4 separate regions of the Homo sapiens genome follow, and regions 2, 3 and 4 are each linked to region 1. The links are chromatin loops, found by intact Hi-C in ENCODE. Cell type or tissue: heart right ventricle. All regions are shown on one strand.

Region 1 (2,500 bases):
AAACATATAAGGTATGGTATACTACAGTAAAACACAATTCTTAACACATGTGTATACCATACCTAGTGCACTACACCTTGCTTTCTTCCTTAACAATATGTCTTGGAAATGAATCTGTAGAGTACATAGAGAACTGCCTCATTCCTTGTAATGACTGAATGTTATTCCTTTATACGACTGACCCATCATTTATTTAAATGTGTCTTATTGATAGCATTTAGACTGTTTCCAGTCTTTGCTATTATTAAAAAAGTCACGATATATAAACCCATCATTTCGCACACTTGCAACTCCATCTGTAGGATAAATTCCAACAAGTGGAGTCGCTAGGTTCAAAGGTGTGCTCATATTTATTTGGATCGATTTCACAAAGAAGCTATACCATATTACACTACTCCCATCAAAGTATAAGAATGCCTACTGCGGCCGGGCGCGGTGGCTCATGCCTGTAATCCCAGCACTTTGGGAGGCCGAGGCGGGCGGATCACGAGGTCAGGAGATGGAAACCATCCTGGCTAACACAGTGAAACCCTGTCTCTACTAAAAATACAAAAAAATTAGCCGGGCGCGGTGGCGAGTGGGCGACGGAGCGAGATTCCGTCTCAAAAAAAAAAAAAGAATGCCTATGGAGTCTCCTAAGAACAGCATCATCAAGGCCACCACATTCCAATATCTGTTGCACTTCTCTCATAAAGCTGAGCACCTTTTTCTTGCTGCATAGCCTTGTAACCAACTCTATTATAATAGAACTTGTTCCTCATCATCAGCAAGTGAGCATTTGCTAGCTTCAGATCTGAAACTTTCATTTTCCACTAGTAGGCTTCCGAAAGCAACCCTCTTGGTTCACGGATTAGGTGAGCCAGAACGCCAAATAACTTATAATTGAGAAATAAAAATAAAACTAATGCGAATGAGAATTTGTCTCCAAAAGTAGAAATTTTTCCATCAATGTCTCTCTTTCCACAACTTGCATTTGTGAAATTTAGAATGAATGTCGCAAGTAGGAAAAGACTCATTCTGTCATAGTAGAATCTTTGTGTATTTCTTAGAATACTTATTGTAGGTTTAAATTGAAAACAAAATCATCCAATTTTACACTTATTAGGGAAGAAAATAATCACAGCAACATATAAGATGTTGACAAAGGGCCGGGCGCGGTGGCTCACGCCTGTAATTCCAGCACTTTGGGAGGCCGAGGTGGGTGGATCACGAGGTCAGGAGTTCGAAACCAGCCTGACCAACATGGTGAAACTCCGTCTCTACTAAAAATACAAAAATTAGCCGGGCGTGGTGGCGCGTGCCTGTAATTCCAGCTACTCAGGAGGCCAAGGCAGGAGAATCGCTTGAACCTAGGAGGCGGAGGTTGCAGTGAGCCGAGATCGCGCCACCACACTCCAGCCTGGGTAACAGAGCAAGGCTCCGTCTCAGAAAAAAAGAAAGAAAGAAAGAAAGAAAAGATATTGACAAAGAATGAGTAAAGTCCAACACATGAGCTTTGACCAAAATTCCAACAGATGGCAGTATTGGCCAACTTTTTCCTTAAAAACGTAGGTGTTTTTTTTTTTTTCCAAGATGCTAATTAAACCTTGTTAGACGCGATAGATATATTTTCTGTAATTCCTCAATGAGAATTCGTATGTGTAGTTTATTATACGTTGTGCTCTATATTGTAAAAAATAACAAAAACCCTGAAGTGGTAATATCGTAGGCAATAATAATGGAATAACCGAGGTATGAATGAACAGTTTTGAGCACTAAAACACACTAAGGGCTTTGTTATGGACTGAAATGTGTCCTCTCCCCAGAGTCACAGGATTATGAAGCCATAATCCTCAATGTGACTATATTTGGAGCAGGGGCCTTTACAGACATAATTAAATTAAATGAGGTCATAAGAGTGGGGCCCTAGTCTGATAGGACTGGTGTCCTTACAAGAAGAGGGAGAGTCCTCAGAGAGTCCTCTCTCTCGGCATGGACACAAAAGAAAAGCCATGTGAGGACACAGAGAGAAGGTGGCTGTCTACGAGCTAGGAAGAAAGGCCTCACCGGAAACCAACCCTCACAGCAGCTCCATCTTGGACTTCCAGCCTCCGGAACTGTGAGAAAATAAATGTTTGCAATTCAGGTCGGTTGTATTTTGTGAAGGCCATCCTAGCAAATGAATACTCCTAACATTGTCTCTTTAAGAGCTCACCAGCCTGAGGTAGGAATCATTCCATCTGTGTTACTAATGAGACCGCTGAGGATCAAAGGGGTGAGTAAATTGCTTAGCAGTGCCTAGGTTTTATGTAGTGAATTTGGCTAAAATGGTAGAGCTCCCTGATTCTAACCTCCCTGCAGGTTTTCCACCACATCCACTCACCTCTACATGGCGAAAACCAAGGGTTCACTCTCTGTCTTCAGGGAGCTCCACCCAGCAGCAGCGTTTGACAGAGCTGTTCACTTCCTCTTCCTGGAGCTGTGGCTTCCAGAGCCCATGCTCAGCAGTTCCCCTCCTTCT
Region 2 (2,500 bases), 1.5 Mb after region 1:
CCATATATTCTCAACATATCTTTTTGAACCCCTAAGGGACATCTTAACCTTAACTTGTCTAAAATAGAAACCTTGATCTTTTCTCGCCCCACAACCAAAGGTCTGCATCTTTTGCAATCTTCTCCACTCATTTATTTTCTCAGGAACATATTTATTTTTTTTATTTTTTTGGTTTTCATATTAAAACTCAACCTTGTGTCTCCAAAGCAAAATATCTCAAAAATCAGGCCATTTCTAAGGACTAAGCATGTAGTTATGAAATCATAGGTGTTGAATTATCTCACACTTGACTTGCGATAAATGTGAATTCTTTCTCGTTTCAGAGTGGTTTCTAGGAAATATTATAAATGCTTTTCAGAAAAGGGAATTATTATTTTAAAAGCTCAGTGCCAGGGCTCTTTATGTATCCTTTGGAGTGCATATGCAGAAGAGTCTTGGGGGCCAATAAAATGCTCTTTAGAAGGCACATCTTCTTCCTCATGCTACTTATTTTTATTCATTCATTGATTTAATAACTATGACATGAGCACCTACACTTTATCAGGAATATTTTTCTGAACACTGGACAGTCAGGAATGAACAAAGCATGCAAAGTTCTTGCCTTCACAGAGCTTATATTCTAGTGAATAGAACAGATAGAAATCAAATAGGCAAAATGAATATAAATTATAACAGGCAATATAAAAGTGCATGAAGAGGATACTAGTTATATATCACTGAGGAGGGACATTTTGGGCAGAGACCTGAATGAACAAAGATTTAATTTTTTATAATACAATTCACAATACTGTTAAATTCACCTGCACGGCTCACTGAATTTTGGCAGCCCAACTTCATGGCCAGTGTTGATAAAAATATTTGAAGCTGAGTCTTTTGGACCTTAGATTTGCCAACTTACATGATAGTGTATAATACCTTCCTAATTTGATACAGAATGATAATGTTTGCATTTCACTCAAACTCATCTGAATTATATTGGCTCAGAGGATCCTGCTGAGCTAGAGTGACCATTTCACTGGGAGATGCTATTGGATACAATCCAGATTGTTTCATTTAGCTCAAGAGTAATTTCCCTTTGATTTGACTTGGAAGAAATACTGGTCAACCAAGCTCAGAGCACTATGATAGCAATCCAAAAGCTGAGAAAATAAAAAAGACTATTTTTTAATCATTTTGCTTGATAAACTATATATCTTAGAACTCTGAAGTAACTCTGAAGTCAGAATATTAGGAAACTATGCTGGACCTTTTGAATTAAACTTCTAAGCTTATGTATTCCATAAATGACACAGAAGAGAAGGATGGCTTAAACACCAGAAGAAGGAAAATTAGGAAAAAGTCATAGGAAAATTATGATTTAGAAGTCTAAATACACACATATCTGAGTGTGTGTATATCCTCACATACACAGACGTATATAAACATGTACACACACATAATGTTTGTAACATATCCAGTCATTCATTCAGTCACTGAGCACCTATAATACTCATGTCATGCTTTATTATAGAAAACTGGGGTATTTTCGTGAATCAAAGGAAGATCCTCTCTCTCATGAAGTTTATCTTAGAGTAGAGCAAAATAGACAGTACTCAGTAAACAACAGATATAATAAACCAATGCATTATTTAGCACATGAGATGATAACTGCAATAAAAAAAGGAAAACTAGGATAGGAAAGGAAGATGAGGAGTATTAACATAAAGGATGGGTTATGTGTTCAAACAAGGTAGATAGGGCAAGGAATGATGAAAGAGTATGAGGTATGTGGCAAAATATGTAGAATGCATTTAGATGTGTAATATGAATATGTATTTATATACAAAATATATTTCAGGTTGACACATACATATATGAGATGAATACATACAGTAAATACATATATATTCATAAACATTTCTATTAAAATATTTTTCTTTAAGTAATAGTAATCTTTCTTACATGTATTTTCTAAATAAAATATTCCTGATATTCACTTGAAGACATTTAATATTCTCACAGATGAACGGAATAATAGATATACATATGTAAGTAAATATATTTGCAAATTATTTCTTAAACATGCTGTTTATTGCTTAATTTTAAAGGTTAAGTTCATTTTTCTACATGTAAATAGCAAAGACCTGGTTACCGATGACGTATACCTGCCTTTGAAATTCAGGTGTCACATTCCTACCTTTAGAGACAATGCATGCATTTTTACAGTTAATAGGAGTACTTGGCCAGGCAGAAGATATGTGTAACCATTATTAAAGTCATTTTATCGAACACTAGTTTTCTTCACTGCCTATATTTAGCAGATAGATATAAAGGACAGAAATGTAGAAGATAGCAGCATCAAGCTGATACAGGAAGTCTATAACACACATGGCTAAAAAGTAATTATGCTAAGATTGAGTCAAATAAAATAATATTTTGTCTTTGGTTTGAGGTTTGTAATCTTGGCGTTCACTTCTCTTCATTGCCTCATTTATGTTGGGTAACTATTGCTTGTGTTGAT
Region 3 (2,500 bases), 400 kb after region 1:
TTGAGATGCGTAATTTATACAAGTGAAAGGTGGCACTAAAAACATTTTTAAAAAGTAAAATGAAGCTGGGTGGCTCTGAAAAACGAAAGAAAGAAAATCAATTTTTCAGTCTGGGAAAAATATGGATATACCTTTGAGAAGAAAAATATTTTAACGTGATATCTTAGTGAGAATACTAAATTATAAGCTTTAATTTGCCTTACAGCTTTTATTTCTCCATCTAAGTAATTTTGATTGTTTTATATCTTTCTAAATATAGATAAAATAAACCAAGAAGAAAAGTATGTAAGAAACAGAAAATATATATCAAGGCATACTTCACAAAATTCAATGTAAAATGACCTTTCCATGCGTGATTTACCATTCTCTGTTTAAAGTAATCTCTGTCTGGAGAAGGGAAGCCATTGTTGAATTCTTAGGAAAGACGATGGCTCCAGAACTAAACATCACCCACAGTGATAAGAAGTTTCTGCTAGTCGCTCAGCACCTCATCAGTTCTTTCCATTTTTACAGAACGGTGTTCATGGGATGCCTGGGACCAAGGCTGCTTCAGATTCCAGACGCAATCCACCAGGGTTGCTGTAGAGACTGTAATTTGTTCAAAGGAAATCTAAATTAAATTAATCTAAAATACCATTTTCAGGTTTTCTGTTTCTTCCAGGCAGCAGCAAGAGTTTTGCTAAAGGCCCATAAAGTAAAGAGAATTGTTAAATAATATTCCCTTTGATAAAACAAAATTGTTCTTAGAAATGTTTGGAAATATTTATACCATATGTCTCTTAGATAAGATCACAAGTGTTAAGTAACGTGGTAACTTTTAGCAGGTTAACAATCACAGCTTAAATTTCATAAGATTTCTGGGTGACCTTTGTAACCCAGAATCAAAGCCTTTGGTATTTGCTTTGGCGTACTTCTAAACAATAGGCCCCATTAGCAATTTTCTCAGATATTCTCCAGTTTCATATCTGCAAGTGGTGATCAATTTTGTAAAAACATACATTAGCCATTAAATTGATATTTCCCTTTGGGAAGCATTTTAATAAACATTACATTTTCTCAAATAAGAGACCTTAGTTCTTTTATCATAATACTTTGGAGGGCCATTTATTGTGAAGGAAGAAAAAAAAATGAACGCTAGGATTTAGGTTTAAATACACATAATTTATCGGAACGATTCCAAGTCCACTTTGTGGAGATAGAGTTCCACGTGATACTTTGCAAATGTTTTGCTTAAGAGTTTATTTTTTATGTTTACGGATTGTCTCAGGTTATTATTTCTGAATCTAGTTTCTTTATTTTTCCAGGTCTATCACTAACTGGTAGTGTGATCTTGGGCATTTAGCTGAGTCTCTTGGGGCCTTATTTCTCAGATATCGTATGTTGCAGGAATTGACTACTTGGTCCTAAGATCTTTTCTAGCCTTGAAAGGCTTTGACACCATGGTCTCTAAGTTCAATTCTTGTCTTCCCCTAGCAGCAGTCCATTTGTTCCCAGGCACAAAGAACAGTTCAAAAGGAAACAGTACAAGTGTCGCCACCTATAGGTAGAAAATATATTACAGAAAAAGGATAATTTCATCCAGGTAGAGAATACCGTAAAAAATAGGAGTTCATTTTTACCCTTACAAATTCCAAACTCTACCCACAACAGTATTACCTGAATGTTTCTCTTTAATTTTCTTCTTCAATATTACTGTAAGTTTTCATCTATATTATAGCTGCATATTTAGCTTTATCTTCCTTATGCATATATAAAATATATGACCAATGGATCAAGATTTGACATTTTACAATGTATGAAGATTTTCATGACTTCAACATCACTAGCACTTTTATGAGCTACGTGGTTGTGCTCTTAATGTTAAAATTTCAGGTTAGGTACCTAAGAAGAAAAGGTGTGTATGAACCATCTGGAGGAAAGTTTGATACATTTTCCAATGGAAGATATTGTTGTAGCTTTATGGATTCAATTTTTAATGAAAACAAGCAAACAAAAATGATCCTAGTATTTCTAGCATTAAGATACAGTAGATAAATTAAAGCTCAGCTTCAACTCTTCTCCCTGCTTATGGCTAAGGGAAAATCTTCCTTCAAAGAAAAAAAGAACAATTAGAAGAAAAAAAAACTTTGATAAATTAAGAAACCATCTCCCAGATAAACTGACACTCCATATGCAGAGGAAACAATTTCCATATATGTTATAAGAAATGTGTTAAATCAACTAACATTGATATAACTTCAAGCAATTAGGAGACCGCTAATAATGATATGAGTCTTCAGCTGTAAATAATTATGCTGCCCCAAGGCTATGCTTTAATTCTTGGCTTGCTGTATCTATAAACAATAATCAAACTGCAAAGCAAGTTGTGTTGTTTTTGTTCACAGTTTGTGAAATGATTTTTATACCCTACAGTGATGCTGATGGCTATTTTGACCTTCAAGAACTCCGGCCCGTGAGGCTAAGAGCTAATGTGTACTTTCATCGATTTGAGTTGGAGGCA
Region 4 (2,500 bases), 1.5 Mb after region 1:
ATTTGTTTGCCTAACAATTTAGGAAAGGCTTTAGAAACTGGATGTCAATATCAGATTCCTAACACTGTTTTATATAAAATCATTATGATAGACATCTTACCAATATGGAAACTGAAGGCCAGAATAATTCAGATGCCCAATGGAGACAGACTTAATAGCATGTCCAGTACTTGAGCATGAGTTTCATTGGTTATTAAGGCTAATTTATCCAATTATCCTTCATAAAAATAAGAGTTGTACAGGGCATTATCTTGTGAATAAATTATCAACATTTCGACTTCACACTTGAATCTAAAAAGAAAAATTGAATTTAGTGTCTAGTGAAGTCTTTACAGACAAGTCATATTATAAAAGAGCAGACATTTTATTAGAGATTGTCACTTGATCATTTTTTTAATTGGATATCTGAAATGTGTGCTGTGGGCCAGGCACAGTGGCTCATACCTGTAATCCCAGCACTTTGGGAGACCCAGGTGGAAGGATTGTTTGACCCTGCATAGTAAGATCCTGTCTCTAAAAAATAATAAATAATAAATAAATTAAAAAAGAAAATGTGTGTTGAAGCTCAAAATGATAATCATTTATTTACTTGGTAATGAGTCATGACCACAAATCAAATGTACTTTTCAAAAATCATCAGCTTCTTGAAACATATGGAGTAAAGGAAGTTGCCTAAAAATGAGGGATAGAAAATTATAGTGCATCCCTAAGGCAGTGGAAAATCTAAGGAGTAGGCTTGTTTAATCCACCCCTGGGTAAATCTCACTGATTCACTTAGATTATTGCCCTGTGTCGTTTTTGAAATATCTCAGAAATGTATTTAAGAATACTGAAACCATTCAATGGTCTGGATTTATAACAGAACTTTTCCATGTCTAAAATTGACAATTTCAATGGATTTTAAAGTTGAAGATAATCCTTTGCCTAAACCCACCTACTATATTTCTATTCATCCTGTACTGTTACATCCTTTATTCTCTTCATTATTTTTCATGTTCTTAGAGTTTACAGTATCATGTGGTTTATGTTTTTCTTACACAGTGATTTGCACAAATAGATAACATTTTAATTTCTAAAGAGAAATTATCACCATCTTATCAGCCTTAGCATTCACCATCAACTTATGCTAGCAAGAAATTCTGTACTCAGAAAAACTAAACCTACTGGGCAAAAGTTGAACAAATACTCTAAACTAGATAATGCAAACAGGCTGAGTTTTAACACCAGTCCACATCAATCCGAGGTAATTGTTTTAAATGCTGTAAATATTCATTTGATACCTTTACCATAGAATAAACAATTTCCTACCACTCTCATATACTTCTGAGCCTTCCAGAATACCATAAGGATTTATTTACTTCCTGTAAAACAACAGGGGTCCTTAATCCTGTCAACAGATTACTGGAGCTGAGTTCTCAATGCGTCCCGGTGGCGGCGTTGTTTGTGAAATGCTGCCATCTATGGGACAGAGGTGGGTATTGCTCAGGGCCCAGGCAGCGAAACCACAGCCGCCTCTCTGCTGCGCTACGTGGTTGGTTCAGTAAATGAAGCAATTTTTGGTCAATAAACAGGAATAAAAATCATAGCGTTGGCTAGAAAATAGACGTTGCAAACTCCAAGCTGGCACTGCTCTCTACCACAGCTATTCCTTGGGGGAAAAAAATGAGTGCTGTGGCAGTTGTTCCGCAGTAGCTTTGATCCAAATCTGTTTCTCTTTTTTTTCCTCCCACACCCACATTTACGCTTTTATCCAAAATGTTGCAATGTGGTTAGAACAATACAACCTTCCACGCATTGGCAAACAAATAGGTTAACTTGGTTAATTAAAGTTTTAAAACTCACCCATTCTGAATAATAGCATAAACCAAATTTGCGAAGGACTCCTGACCTTCCTGTGTGTCATAGACGCCTGTGAGACAATGCAATGTATTTCCATTCAAAACTTGGCAAAGAAACCCGGATTTGACGATTTCTCCCACTGATCAAAGTCCATACATCAACATCATAAAGCGCATTGTACTGTTCGAAAGAAGCTCGTCTATTTATTGAGAGTACTTTCAACAACAGTGTCATTTAATGCCCACCTCAGCCCTAGGAAACAAATCTTGCCACTGTCACTCCTTTTTCACAAAACGGTAAATTGAATGTTAGAGAAGTTGTCACTGCGCTTAAGTTTTACAGATCACTGAGCAATAGATCCAGGATTTGAACACAGTTTGTTTCATCCAAATCCAAGCAGTTATCTCCTCTCCTAGGCCTTCCTTGTGGTCAAGCACTGATGATTTAAATCTAGTTCTTCATTTTTTGTTTTCATTTTACATCTGTGTAGCCTTGGGCACATCATTTGAATTTCTTTAGTCTGAATTTTCTCGTTTTCACGACAAAAAGATTAGTGTATCTATTTCTATGTTCCTTTCCAACTCTCAATCATATAATTCATCTGTCTTGATGAGGACAAAAAAAGAAAAATGAAAGAGTCACAAATTGTCATTTGGATAAA

The links. Hi-C counts contacts between places; a loop is a spot of excess contacts. Peaks named below come from ENCODE experiments on the same cell type or tissue, not always from the same donor. Only the 100,000 strongest peaks of a DNase experiment are listed, where the experiment ranks them.
Region 2: it touches region 1 in a loop (5-fold over the local background); 85 of 110 quality-filtered maps call a loop at or near these places.
Region 3: it touches region 1 in a loop (5-fold over the local background); 29 of 110 quality-filtered maps call a loop at or near these places.
Region 4: a loop joins it to region 1, with 10 times the contacts of the local background. A loop is called at or near these places in 85 of 110 quality-filtered maps.

What each region holds. Positions count from the first base shown.
Region 1 is chr6:10,434,267-10,436,766 of GRCh38, reverse strand. It overlaps LINC00518 (long intergenic non-protein coding RNA 518), which reads left to right and starts at 1,945. Exons shown (of 3, transcript NR_027793.1): 1 at 1,945-2,254; 2 at 2,341-2,500. It overlaps MIR5689HG (MIR5689 host gene), which reads right to left and starts at 2,438. Exons shown (of 4, transcript NR_132993.1): 1 at 2,363-2,438. RefSeq lists an enhancer at 1,895-2,500. In heart right ventricle, a CTCF peak has its summit at 1,503 (motif pointing right); no DNase peak of the experiment used is centred here; H3K27me3 peaks cover 928 bases.
Region 2 is chr6:8,973,891-8,976,390 of GRCh38, reverse strand. The region is part of intron 2 of LOC105374914 (a long non-coding RNA gene); the gene reads right to left. Among named protein-coding and RNA genes, the nearest start is that of HULC, 320 kb to the right of the region's middle. In heart right ventricle, no CTCF peak of the experiment used is centred here; no DNase peak of the experiment used is centred here.
Region 3 is chr6:10,030,164-10,032,663 of GRCh38, reverse strand. It overlaps the pseudogene OFCC1. Among named protein-coding and RNA genes, the nearest start is that of TFAP2A-AS2, 370 kb to the left of the region's middle. In heart right ventricle, a CTCF peak has its summit at 1,553 (motif pointing left); no DNase peak of the experiment used is centred here.
Region 4 is chr6:8,982,294-8,984,793 of GRCh38, reverse strand. All of the region lies in intron 2 of LOC105374914 (a long non-coding RNA gene), which reads right to left. Among named protein-coding and RNA genes, the nearest start is that of HULC, 330 kb to the right of the region's middle. RefSeq lists a silencer at 1,369-1,418 and an enhancer at 1,324-1,618. In heart right ventricle, a CTCF peak has its summit at 1,459 (motif pointing left); a DNase peak (open chromatin) is centred at 1,463.